Linked DNA regions of Homo sapiens: all the other regions are linked to region 1. A link is a contact called in ENCODE Hi-C or POLR2A ChIA-PET data. All regions are on one chromosome and are shown on one strand. Each heading gives the region's core, a stretch centred on a gene start or an enhancer-like site at or near the end of the contact. The rest is flanking DNA. Distances are from core to core; before and after follow the strand shown. Region 1 overlaps ENTPD1 (ectonucleoside triphosphate diphosphohydrolase 1). Region 2 overlaps CC2D2B (coiled-coil and C2 domain containing 2B). Region 3 overlaps ENTPD1 (ectonucleoside triphosphate diphosphohydrolase 1).

Region 1 (3,973 bases), core at 516-3,015:
GGACTTATCCTTCCAGAAACTGGGGACAGGCAAGAACCAAGTGAGAAACAGACCCCAGCCAGCGGTTAGGATTTGCATATGGGTTAGGACCCACGGAAGGGAGAGAAATCTGGGAAAAGAGGGGTGTGGTTTAGGCATCAAGGAGATACTACATATAAAACATCTGGCATAGTTCCAGATGGTACATGATGCATGCATAACAAATGTTCTCTCTCTGCCGAGGGTATCCAGGAGGGAATGCCTATCTGAAGGGCTGAGGAATGGGGCAGCAGACAGAAGTCCAGGCTGAACTAGAGAGGTCCTGGCCTGTTGTCCTCAAATTGAGGGCAGGAGAGTTGCAGAGCAGGCTGTGGGTATCTGGGTGTATATTCACAACAGCTAGGCTAGGTAAGGGCAAGGGATGGCAAGCAGCTCTTAATATTTTTAGTAGGGAGTAGGATGAGTAAACATAGGAAGGACTCAAGGAAACAACCACTTTGCATGACTCAGATGCAAAAAAAGACATTAAGACAGAAGATAGAAGGTGAGATGTTGGCAGTGCTAGCAGTCCTCAGCAAAATGCTGCCTAAACTGTGTCCACAGCTGTGTTTCTCAAACTTTACTGTGCACGTGAATCACCTGGGAATCATATTGGGATGCAGATTCTGAATTGGTAGTTTTAAGGTGAGGACTAACCAGCTCCCAAGTGATGCTGATGCTGCCAGTCCAGGGACTAAAGTGAGTGGTAAGGCTTTTTATGGCTGTGGGCCAAAGGCTCTGGTCAAGAGCATATAGAAAACTCAGATTAAACAAAGTCTAGGGCATGAACAGAGGTACTGAAATTTAGTGTTTCAGAACCTACTAGACCACAGGAACTACTTTTTTCCTGGAGGACCTGTTATTATCTCATAGAAGCCTGTGCAGGAAAAGCTTCCTTAAGAGACCCTAAACTATAAAACCCTGCTCCCACTGAAGGAGTGCAGCACCACCCCCAAAACCCTCTGGAAGAGGCCAACCTTCAGGTGCACTGGAGCTGGGGCTTTCCCCTCTCTTCATCAGGGCTAGTAGAGAAAAAGAGGGCCACAGAGAGGTGCCTATCATACGAGTATGATCTCCCCCTCACTTCACTTCTAGATAAAAACATCTTACGCTGGAGTAAAGGAGAAGTACCTGAGTGAATACTGCTTTTCTGGTACCTACATTCTCTCCCTCCTTCTGCAAGGCTATCATTTCACAGCTGATTCCTGGGAGCACATCCATTTCATTGGCAAGGTAATTTGGGGGCCTGTTGGGCTGGGGGGAGGTTGGGGTTCGGTGGTAGTGACTGAAGCAGTTTGGGGCTTGAAAAAGGGGGGAGTCAGCATGGTGTAGCTTTGGCTTGATGTCCTGTTCTGCCATTCTGCTTCAAACCCTGGCATTCTGTGTCAAGCCCTCCTGGGTCTGTTGGCCCACTGTGAGCATCCTCGCTAAGGACAGCTACTTGCATTTTCAGTTGCACCTTCCCACATAACAGTGACTAATTCCTTACAAAACAAAACACAAAACGAGATATATTAAAGTAACAGCATTTCAGCAGCTACAGTGACTCTGTGTGCTGACTTCAGCAGCCCTCTGAAAGGCCCCTTCCATAAGCTGGGAAAGTATGATCATGGTTTCATCATCCTTGTTGGTTATTACTTCAAGGTTGACCAATCTGAAAGCTCTGTGTGAAGAAGGGGACTGAGTGGCTGTGAATGATGAGACCGTTGTTTAGAAGCCAGGCTTAGCCTGAGTCCGGAAGAAGCAACCTCAATGCTGTGCTTTACCATAGCACCACCTGCAGGTATCCAGGAATAGAGAACCCAGCTGAGCGACTCATGCTTGACCAAAAATACCCAGAGCAGTGTGTCTCTACCTTTTTAAGCCCATGCTCACTAGTGGGGAAAACATTTTACCCCCTGTATTAAATATGGTGATTTCAAGCAAAACAAAGCATTGAGACAGAGGGCTGTAGCAGGCCTGAGGATAACAGTGTCCTTACACTCTTGTCAGTGCTGATCTTGCTAATTCAAACTTAAATCTTTTCCTTGTTATAATATTCCAGACTTCCTTTAATTCCAGCAGTTTATTTTGTTTGAAAGATTATACCTATGTCAAATTTAGGACTGACACACGAGGTAGTCATGATGTATGTGTGTGTATATACTTTTTTTTTAAGAGACATGGTCTCACGCTGTCACCCAGGCTGGAGTGCAGTGGTATGATCACAGCTCACTGAAGCCTCAAACTCCTGGGATTAAATGATCCTCCCCACCCAGGCTCCCAAATAGCTGAGACTACAGACATGTTCCACCGTGCCCAGCTAATTTTATTTTTTAGAGAGACAGGGTCTCACTATGTTGCCCAGGCTAGTCTCAAACTCCTGGCCTCAAGTGATCCTCCCTCCTTGGCCTCCCAAAGTGCTGAGATTACAGGCATGAGCCACTGTGCCCAGCCAGTGATTTATATTGTTTGAACTCTTCCAATGCATGATCCAATAATTCTAAGCCCTAGGTGATAACTCTTCTAACTCCTCCAACCACAAACAGACTTTCCCCACTGTTTGCAGATCCAGGGCAGCGACGCCGGCTGGACTTTGGGCTACATGCTGAACCTGACCAACATGATCCCAGCTGAGCAACCATTGTCCACACCTCTCTCCCACTCCACCTATGTCTTCCTCATGGTTCTATTCTCCCTGGTCCTTTTCACAGTGGCCATCATAGGCTTGCTTATCTTTCACAAGCCTTCATATTTCTGGAAAGATATGGTATAGCAAAAGCAGCTGAAATATGCTGGCTGGAGTGAGGAAAAAAATCGTCCAGGGAGCATTTTCCTCCATCGCAGTGTTCAAGGCCATCCTTCCCTGTCTGCCAGGGCCAGTCTTGACGAGTGTGAAGCTTCCTTGGCTTTTACTGAAGCCTTTCTTTTGGAGGTATTCAATATCCTTTGCCTCAAGGACTTCGGCAGATACTGTCTCTTTCATGAGTTTTTCCCAGCTACACCTTTCTCCTTTGTACTTTGTGCTTGTATAGGTTTTAAAGACCTGACACCTTTCATAATCTTTGCTTTATAAAAGAACAATATTGACTTTGTCTAGAAGAACTGAGAGTCTTGAGTCCTGTGATAGGAGGCTGAGCTGGCTGAAAGAAGAATCTCAGGAACTGGTTCAGTTGTACTCTTTAAGAACCCCTTTCTCTCTCCTGTTTGCCATCCATTAAGAAAGCCATATGATGCCTTTGGAGAAGGCAGACACACATTCCATTCCCAGCCTGCTCTGTGGGTAGGAGAATTTTCTACAGTAGGCAAATATGTGCTAAAGCCAAAGAGTTTTATAAGGAAATATATGTGCTCATGCAGTCAATACAGTTCTCAATCCCACCCAAAGCAGGTATGTCAATAAATCACATATTCCTAGGTGATACCCAAATGCTACAGAGTGGAACACTCAGACCTGAGATTTGCAAAAAGCAGATGTAAATATATGCATTCAAACATCAGGGCTTACTATGAGGTAGGTGGTATATACATGTCACAAATAAAAATACAGTTACAACTCAGGGTCACAAAAAATGCATCTTCCAATGCATATTTTTATTATGGTAAAATATACATAAATATAATTCACCATTTTAACATTTAATTCATATTAAATACGTACAAATCAGTGACATTTAGTACATTCACAGTGTTGTGCCACCATCACCACTATTTAGTTCCAGAACATTTGCATCATCAATACATTGTCTAGAGACAAGACTATCCTGGGTAGGCAGAAACCATAGATCTTTTGTGTTTACAGCTATGGAAACCAACTGTACCATAAAGATAGTTCACTGAGTTTTAAAGCCAAGCCACATCTTATTTTTCCAAGGTTTAATTTAGTGAGAGGGCAGCATTAGTGTGGAGTGGCATGCTTTTGCCCTATCGTGGAATTTACACATCAGAATGTGCAGGATCCAAGTCTGAAAGTGTT
Region 2 (3,973 bases), core at 641-3,140, 120 kb after region 1:
TCTTTTGTACTCTTTCCCTTTATTTCTCAGACCGGCCGACACTTAGGGAAATAGAAAAGAACCTACGTGAAATAACGTTGAATTATTGGGGGCGGGTTCCCCTGATAACAAATCAGTTGGAAAAGAATGAAGGATGCATTAACTGGTTCTGGAATTGTTATTCATACATGTGGAAAGAAATAAAATTAGATTCAGACATCAGAAAAGAAATAAATACCATGTGTAGTGAAGATTACTTGTGAAAAGCAAAACTTGAAATGGGCATTTCAATTTTGGGATACAAAGGTATTTCTTAAATAAGACACGAAAAGTATAAATTATAAAGAACAAGATTAATTAGTTTTTCTTTGAGATGGAGTCTCACTTTGTCGCACAGGCTGGAGTGCAATGGCGTGATCTCGGCTCAGTGCAACCTCCACCTCCTGGGTTCAAGTGATTCTCATTCCTCAGCCTCTGTAGTAGCTGGGGCTACAGGTGTGCGCTGTCATGCCTGGCTAATTTTTGTATTTTTGGTAGAGACAGGGTTTTGTCATGTTGCCCAGACTGGTCTTGAACTCCTAACTTTAAGTGATCCGCCCGCCTCGGCCTCCCACAGTGTTAGGATTACAGGCATGAGCCACAGTGCCTGGCCAGATTAATAAATTTTATAACATTAAAATTAAAAACCTACAGATTAGAAAAGTTATTCCCAACATATATAAAATTAAAATATTAATATCCAGAGTATTGTGTTAACTCCTAAAACTTAATACTTTAAAAGTAAATAAAGTGATATGAGGCCGGGTATGGTGGCTCATGCCTGTAATCCCAGCCCTTTAGGAGGCTGAGGTGGGCAGATCACAAGGTCAGGGTTTCAAGACCAGCCTGACCAACATGGTGAGACCCTCGTCTCTACTAAAAATACAAAAATTAGCCAGGTGTGGCAGCACACACCTGTAATCCCAGCTACTTGGGAGGCTGAGGCAGGAGAATCACTTGAACCCAGGAGGCAGAGGTTGCAGTGAACTGAGATCGTGCCACTGTACTCCAGCCTGGGTGACAGAGTGAGACTCTGTCTCAAAAAAAAAAATGTAAATAACGTGATATGAAATGGCAATATAATATTTTGTTAAATAAAAGTTGTTACTTGCAAAAGAATTAATTTCAGGATTTCTTATGGATAATTAGAAGAACAAGTAACTTACCTTCAGATAATGAGCATGCGTTGTTTCATGGCTGAAGATTCTAAAGTATTTACTTCATTATTTTTGTATAGTCTTTAATAATATCTATAATATAAAATCATTTCCAAGTGCATTGGGGATATATAATACTGAAAATGCATAAATAACAAATGCAAATTTACTTTATTTAGATGAAGCATCCTGACAATCTTATACTGACTATATATGTAATATTAAAATTATTTATTATAGTCAACACACATTAACTACTTAGTATATGCCAGGCACTTTACAGATATTATTTCAATTAAGTCTCACAAACAATCTTGTGACAGAGGCATTATTATTATTACTGAAGAGGAAAGTGGGGTCTGGAGCAGTTAATCAACTTTTCCAAACTGCACAGTTAGTAAATGCCAGGGCCAACTTGAACCTAGGACTGTCTGCCTCCACTGCCCATGCTCTTAACCACGTATTTTGTTTTTAGTGATACAGGGCAAATGCATACATGAAGAATCTTTTCTCAATCCTCTTCACTTTTCTAAAAAATCATTTTCTCAGTCACAAATCTTGTTCTTAATCATTACTCTAATTTAAAAGATGAATGGACTTCAATCTAGACCCAAACAGAATATAGTTAGAAACTGGTTTTTAGCCTATCCTCAGTGGGAGAATCTAAAAGAAATGTTTTCTTCTGTCAGTCTCAGAATGTTTCCAGTGTCTTACACATGGACTGAAGTGACTAGTGATATTTATTGCAATGTGTCATATGTGAACTCTTTGTTACATTCAAGAAGTGAAACTAACAATTCTGTATTTAGGAGTATGAAAGTCAGAAAGAGAAGGAGGTATCCGTTTCAGATGTAAATTCTATTACAGCACAAAGGATTAATTCTGCCAATTTTCTGAAAAAGGTAACAACACAGTATTATCAATATATTTGCATTTGTTTTTGTGAAAACTGGTCTGCTAGATCCATGGTATTATAGTCCTTCCAGAGAGTCAGATGGACGAATCCACTCACTCGTCACCTCTTTCAGATCACTGAGGAGTTTTCTGTTCTTTTCAGACCTCTTTTTGAGAGTTAGGTTACTTCATTGACAGTGAACTCATTATTAAAGCACATCCCAACCTTTTCTGTTTAAACATACATTTTAAAGACTTCCCATCTCTTCTTTGACTCTAAAAGTTCACCTTGAGAGATACCCCAGCATTTTGCCAGAACTCATATTTACTGGTGCCTCATGATGTCAAGGACTATAGCAATTCAGGAGATGAAGGGATGAAGGAGCTACCAGAGGCACACAGACAGTATTAGAAAAATAGATACGCTTTGAAACGAAGCCAAATAGTGAATATTTACAAAACACTCTAGCAGAGTCTTAACCAGGTTTGAGTGGAATCCTTCACTGGATTTCATGCCTGATTTCTATCAACCCCTCATCATGCCACTAGACTTAGAAGCTTAGTGCAGGGGCGACATCTACAGATCCTTAGTGCCTAGCATAGTATCTTACACTGAGAAAATGCTGATAAATGTTTGAGAAATTAATGAATTAAAGGATGGGAGTTGAGGTGGTTTCTACAACTCCTACAAAAGTAGACTCTTACCCACCTACATCTTCTTTGCTGTAGAGCACCAGTGCAGCCTTGCAGGGTAATTTGAAAAGAAGCAAGGAAAGCTATGGAAAGAGCTAAGAGATACATTCCAGATCCCTCATGGGGACAGGTGAGAGGCAACCATGTATAGCTAGTAGAGCCCCAGGCAGGTGTCTGAAGACCTGTTCTTACTACCCTGTGTGTCACTGGCAAGTAACCAAATCACTGAGTCCCACTTTATTTTTTACAAAAACGGACAATATTAATGCTTGCTTTGCTTTACATCCAATGTGAGGGGCAAATGAGATCAAACCACAAGTGTTCTTCTAGTTCGTACACCATGACTGTGAGATGGAATGTGGACCGCTGTAGCTCTCCCAGGCATGAGACAGCCCCCTTTATCACTGGCAGCTGTTTTTCCCACTCATCCCCTGCCTCTCTTACTTCTTTACTAGCTTGCTGTATGTTTTAAGTTGGGATGTGCTTTAATAGTGAGTTTGTGGTCTCGGGAAATAAAGAAGTGTTCTTGCTTATAAGAAAAGAGAACACATATCCTCCTTATCCTGTTTCTTCTTTTTTATGTAAGGAGAAGCCCAGGAGGGAGGGTAGCAGAGGGTTAGGAAGGATGTAAGAGAGCAAGTATCTGAGTATGCTTGAACTTCATACAGGAATCCCGGAAAGGCACTTTCCAAACATTTTGTGTTTAGATTTTAACTCCTTGTGAAGACTTCTTTGCTGAGGACAGTTTAAAACTACAGGTTTGAAAAATAAAATAAAATGAAACTACAGGTTTGGTAGTTTCATGGGATAATTACTATAATCAAAGATACTGGAAAAGTTTGCTTCTGGAGGCCTATTACGGCCATAGGTACCTAAATCCTTCTATGAGAGGAACTCATGGAACTGTGAGTTATGTGCATTACATTTCCTGCTGTGTTACTGGAGTCAGTGATGGCTGAGGCCAGGATTACAGCAGTACAGAATGAGGTCCCAGTAGTCTCAAATATTACTAAAGTTTTTACTGAAACGTTTTCTCTAAGAGGGTAGCACATCTCTTCAATCTGTCCATTTCATTAATTTATTCAAGAAATATTTATTGAGCACCTATTATAATCCCTGAGCTCCTTGAGTATATATTCTATAAGTCAGATAATTGGAAACACATTATTAGTATGTTACAGAGTGAAAGGTGCTATGAAAAATAAAGTAGG
Region 3 (3,973 bases), core at 772-3,271, 80 kb before region 1:
TTTCTTTGCTACTCTCTTTCTAAAAAGAAAAACAAATTATACTGGTCTGGGTTGTGTGAGCATGTGTGTATCAGCTTGTTCTAATTCTCTTTTCCCAACCCCTTCTTTGCTTGTCCCATTTTCAAGATAGGATAACACCCAGGTTTTTATATTACCTTCTGTGTTAGGACTTTCTTAGGATTCCTAAAAATTTTGGCTAAGTAGCATTAGGCCTGCTCTATTTCACAGGTAGGCATAAAAAAAAAAAAAACAGTGTCCACTTCTTCAAGACAGTATCCAATTCTTCCTGGCATTTTGATGGTAGGAAAAATATTTGAATTTATTTTTAGGGCAAGTCACGTGGCAAAAAGAATAACAAGTATTTATGGTTGCCTGGGGAACTCAGCTTCTAGTTACTACTGATTATGGGAAAGAGGAACAAATTTTAAGATGAGGCAAAATTGGTGACCAAGAACTAGAATAGCAGGTGGCCTGGGAAGAGGTGGGGGTGAAAGCGGGTAGAAAATCTATGCAAAAATATAGGTTCCTAGTCATTTTTTTTCTTTTGTCTCTTTCGATTACTATATCCTGCCTTCCTGCAGGAGGAATGTAGTAAGATGCTTTGTATAATCAGGTGCTTTGCTTGTTCTTTTTTTTTTTTTTTTGATTGTAGAAAAGATCAGTGTAGCAATTTGACCATTTGCCAAATTACCCATAAGATAGGGTAGGCATTAAAAACCCAGGGACACTGAAGTCAGGAAATCCAGCTTCTTGTATCCTGGATCTTTCTTGGAACAGCCTGTCACATATGACATCTAATGATGTAGCACCAGCTGCTCACAAATACAAGTTCCTTAGAGTATATAGACATTATGGGGCCACTAAAAATGTCTTATATGGCTTGCTGCCAGCATTTTCAGCACTGTCTCTCACCAGCAGCCACTCTCTAACTGTTTGCCCTAGCCAAGCTCAGAGACATGGGGACTCCTATGAGCTCCATTGTCTTGTGTAGAGAATGGGGCTAACTGTAGAGTGTGAAGGCCTGGGGAGAAAAACTCAGGCTGTGTTTCCTAGTCACCCCAAGACCTTGTGGACCCAGGAAGTAGCAGTTCCAGAGACCAATTGCTATATGGCTTTCTGCATGCCCACTGCCTTTGTCTTGCTGTTGTCGCAGGAAACATCTGGTGTACATCCAGTGCACCCAGAGCCTTTTGGAAAACACCTATCGGCCTCAGTACTCTTTTCCCTCAGGCTGGCAGACAATGAGGAAGGAGGAGAGAGAGCTACCCATTGGAGGAGGAAGTAAAGCTGGAGGCTGGGGTAGTGGCAAGATATGAGCATTCAGGTCTACAAAGCTTCAAGTCTCTCATTACTTCACTCCATCAGGCCAGGACAATCATGGGGGTTTGGCAGGAGTGGCGTTGCAGGGAGTTTAGGCCTAAGGGAGTGTATGTGTGAGGCACAAAGTAATAAGGACTGGACTTTGTTACCTGAGGTGATGAGGGTGACAGGCCCACATGGATAAATTAGGAAACAGGCAACAGGTTCTATAGCTGCATATCAGAGACTCACAGAGTGGAAATCACTTTGATGAGGGCAGAGCAGCAGCCCAAATGACCGGATACCCACTGTGGAAGTCATCCCCTCATCACTTTTTCATTCCCAAGACTCAGCTCTTCTCTGACTCTGTTACTTTGTTGGCAACTCCCGTTGCAGTGTCTGGGCAATTTCTCTCAGTTGTTACAACTTGCATTCAAGGGCATCTCTTGTTCCAGGCCAACTCTATTGATCTCTGAAAAAATGGGAGGTAGAACAGTGTTCAAGCATTCAGATAAACCTACCTTCCAATCATAGTTCTGCTTCTTACTAGCTGTCCCACCTTAGGCAGGTAAGTTAACTTATCTGAATGTCAGTTTTCCCGCTTGTAAAATGCAGTTGGTATTAGTACTTAATTTAAAGCTTTGTTATGAGGATTAAATGAGATAATGCAAGTCCAGCCTATAGTTGACTTTGGCTTAAGCAGCAGTTGTTGGAACAATCTGTTGTGGCCAAGATCATAAGGTCTCAGGACACAAGGTTGGCCACAAAACCAACCCAGCAACTTATGAAGCAGAAACCATCTGTGGTAACTTTTCTCAGAAGGTGGCTATGTAAACTGGCCTCATTTGGCTGAAGGAAGTTGGGAGGTGGATAGGTGGGGGAAATAAAAGAAAAGAGAAGAGTTAAATGAGTGTCAATGTCTCCTAATAATTAAGAGCTTAGAATCCCTGGAGTCAGACAGGCTTGTCCTCAAATTCCAGCTCTGTGCTTACCATTTGTGTGACCACGAATATGTTATCAAACTTTTGGACCCCAGTTTTCTCAAGTGCAAAATAGGCTAATGATATCTATGGTGTTGTGATAATTTGATGAACAATGAGTATAAAGTGCTTAGCACAGTGCCTGCTACCCAGTAAGAACATAACAAATGGGGAAGAGGATGATTGTGAGGATGGCAAGCGTTTTTCTTGGCCTAGCATCCAGTGGTGCTGCTCTTGTTATCTAAGGAGGCAGGAAGGAGACAAGAGTGGGCACTTGGTAAAACTGGATGCAGGTGAAAGAGAGGTGTTTATCTGAGGGCCTCATATCTGAGCCTCACTTCTACCTCCTGACCCCTTATGTCCTCCCACCCTGCTACCCAGTGCTTGGGTGCTGCTTAAAGCACTTTGTTCCAAACTCCCTAGGGATGGTTTGCCCCTCCCCTTCCCATAATGACTCAAAACTTCTGTTCATTCTGTTCAGCTTTGCCACAGCCAGGTTTTGGTGAGAAGGACCACACAGCTTCCTTTGACTTTAAGGCCACCAGAGGTATTTCTTTTTAACTCCACCAAATTGGAAATTAGTGGAGCAATAAGCAATGGAGGATGGAGGGTACTTTGAGCACAGAGACTTCCATATTGCCCTGAAAAGGAGCCTGAAAGACAAGGTTGAAGGAGACGCAGGTTCAGTAGGGGAGGGAGAAGGAATGCATATCCCTAGCTTCCGTATTGCACTACCGTCCTTTGCCTGAGAAAGCGAACCCTGGTGTTAGAATCTGAGACTAATGTTGTTCCCCAAGGAGGAAGGCAGCTCAGGACTGGTTCCCACCAAGCCAAGTGCAGTCCTAGATTCTGGCTCCCTGTGCCCACTGTCAGCAGAGAAAGCACCAAATCTAGTGAGAAAAAGTTTCAGCATATCTTAAAATGACAGAAACCACCTTATCCAACCTAGACTTTTCTGCCATGGGAAAAAGATGAAACCTGGAAATCTGGGAAACTTAAAATTTTCAACACCATTTATAAATATAAAAAGCCTCTGGTTACTTGAGTGTTGCACATTTAGATATTTGATTTTGTATGTTGATTACAAATGGAGTTGTGGCCTTGCAAACCATCACAATCATCATTATAATCATTGAATTTATGGTTCATATGGCAGTTTCTTATACATTATTCAATTTACTTTAATCCTCTTAACTCTGTCAAGTAGGTATTACCATTAATCCTCATTTTACAGCTGAGGAAACAAGGTAGAAAAGGTGACTTACTCAAGATCCCAGAGCTAGTAACCTCGAGGTTTTGTTTTGCTCTTTGGTTTTGTTTTCAATTTAGGTAATGAGCTACCAACATTAGAATGATGCATAGAAAGGTGCTGGGCCATGGTCTTTGCATCTTCCAATAAAGCATAATAAGATATATTAATTTCCAGGAAAAGAGTTGAGGGAGAAAAAAGGGGGAATATGATTTATTGATACAACTTTTAGGGAAATTTGATCAGCGTAGTATTCCAAGCTTTATTTTGATCATTTTCAAACCAAAGTTTAATCTGTTAAAATAGACATGCTTCTTTTACTCTGTGTAAACATGAAGCTCCACATATTACAAGAGGGCTTGGAAGGATGGGCCTACTAATTGGTACAGAGCAACAAAGTCTATTTTTTATTTAAAGATATAGGTGTTTTAGGAAGGAGAGGGGA

The links. A loop is a pair of places that touch in the nucleus more often than their neighbours do. ChIA-PET counts read pairs that join two places held with the same protein, here RNA polymerase II (POLR2A). Pooled maps may share reads with other maps.
Region 2: a loop to region 1 is called in a map of OCI-LY7, with 8 times the contacts of the local background. The contact joins two enhancer-like sites. A Hi-C loop is called at or near these places in 1 of 168 maps with a recorded cell type or tissue (OCI-LY7), 2 of 37 single-sample maps with no recorded cell type and 4 of 50 pooled maps. POLR2A ChIA-PET finds 5 or more read pairs at or near these places in 1 of 52 experiments (activated CD4-positive, alpha-beta T cell).
Region 3: a pooled map shows a loop between it and region 1 (3-fold over the local background). The contact joins two enhancer-like sites. A Hi-C loop is called at or near these places in 1 of 168 maps with a recorded cell type or tissue (A673), 5 of 37 single-sample maps with no recorded cell type and 10 of 50 pooled maps. POLR2A ChIA-PET finds 5 or more read pairs at or near these places in 1 of 52 experiments (GM12878).

Annotation. Positions count from the first base shown.
Region 1 is chr10:95,863,611-95,867,583 of GRCh38, forward strand. It overlaps ENTPD1 (ectonucleoside triphosphate diphosphohydrolase 1), which reads left to right. Exons shown (of 10, transcript NM_001776.6): 9 at 1,114-1,251; 10 at 2,567-3,973. The coding sequence ends at 2,773. All of the region lies in intron 3 of ENTPD1-AS1 (ENTPD1 antisense RNA 1), which reads right to left. Among named protein-coding and RNA genes, the nearest start is that of CC2D2B, 42 kb to the right of the region's middle. RefSeq lists an enhancer at 1,634-1,863 and a silencer at 1,682-1,976. Within about 2 kb of position 1,766, at least 5 of the 41 ENCODE cell types and tissues checked have a DNase peak (open chromatin) inside an H3K27ac peak, as active enhancers do.
Region 2 is chr10:95,986,266-95,990,238 of GRCh38, forward strand. It overlaps CC2D2B (coiled-coil and C2 domain containing 2B), which reads left to right. Exons shown (of 35, transcript NM_001349008.3): 20 at 1,985-2,077. The region is part of intron 2 of ENTPD1-AS1 (ENTPD1 antisense RNA 1); the gene reads right to left. Among named protein-coding and RNA genes, the nearest start is that of CCNJ, 55 kb to the right of the region's middle. Within about 2 kb of position 1,891, at least 2 of the 41 ENCODE cell types and tissues checked have a DNase peak (open chromatin) inside an H3K27ac peak, as active enhancers do.
Region 3 is chr10:95,783,475-95,787,447 of GRCh38, forward strand. The region is part of intron 1 of ENTPD1 (ectonucleoside triphosphate diphosphohydrolase 1); the gene reads left to right. ENTPD1-AS1 (ENTPD1 antisense RNA 1) reads right to left here. Exons shown (of 6, transcript NR_038444.1): 5 at 1,552-1,771. Among named protein-coding and RNA genes, the nearest start is that of ENTPD1, 29 kb to the left of the region's middle. RefSeq lists a silencer at 1,986-2,065. Within about 2 kb of position 2,022, at least 2 of the 41 ENCODE cell types and tissues checked have a DNase peak (open chromatin) inside an H3K27ac peak, as active enhancers do.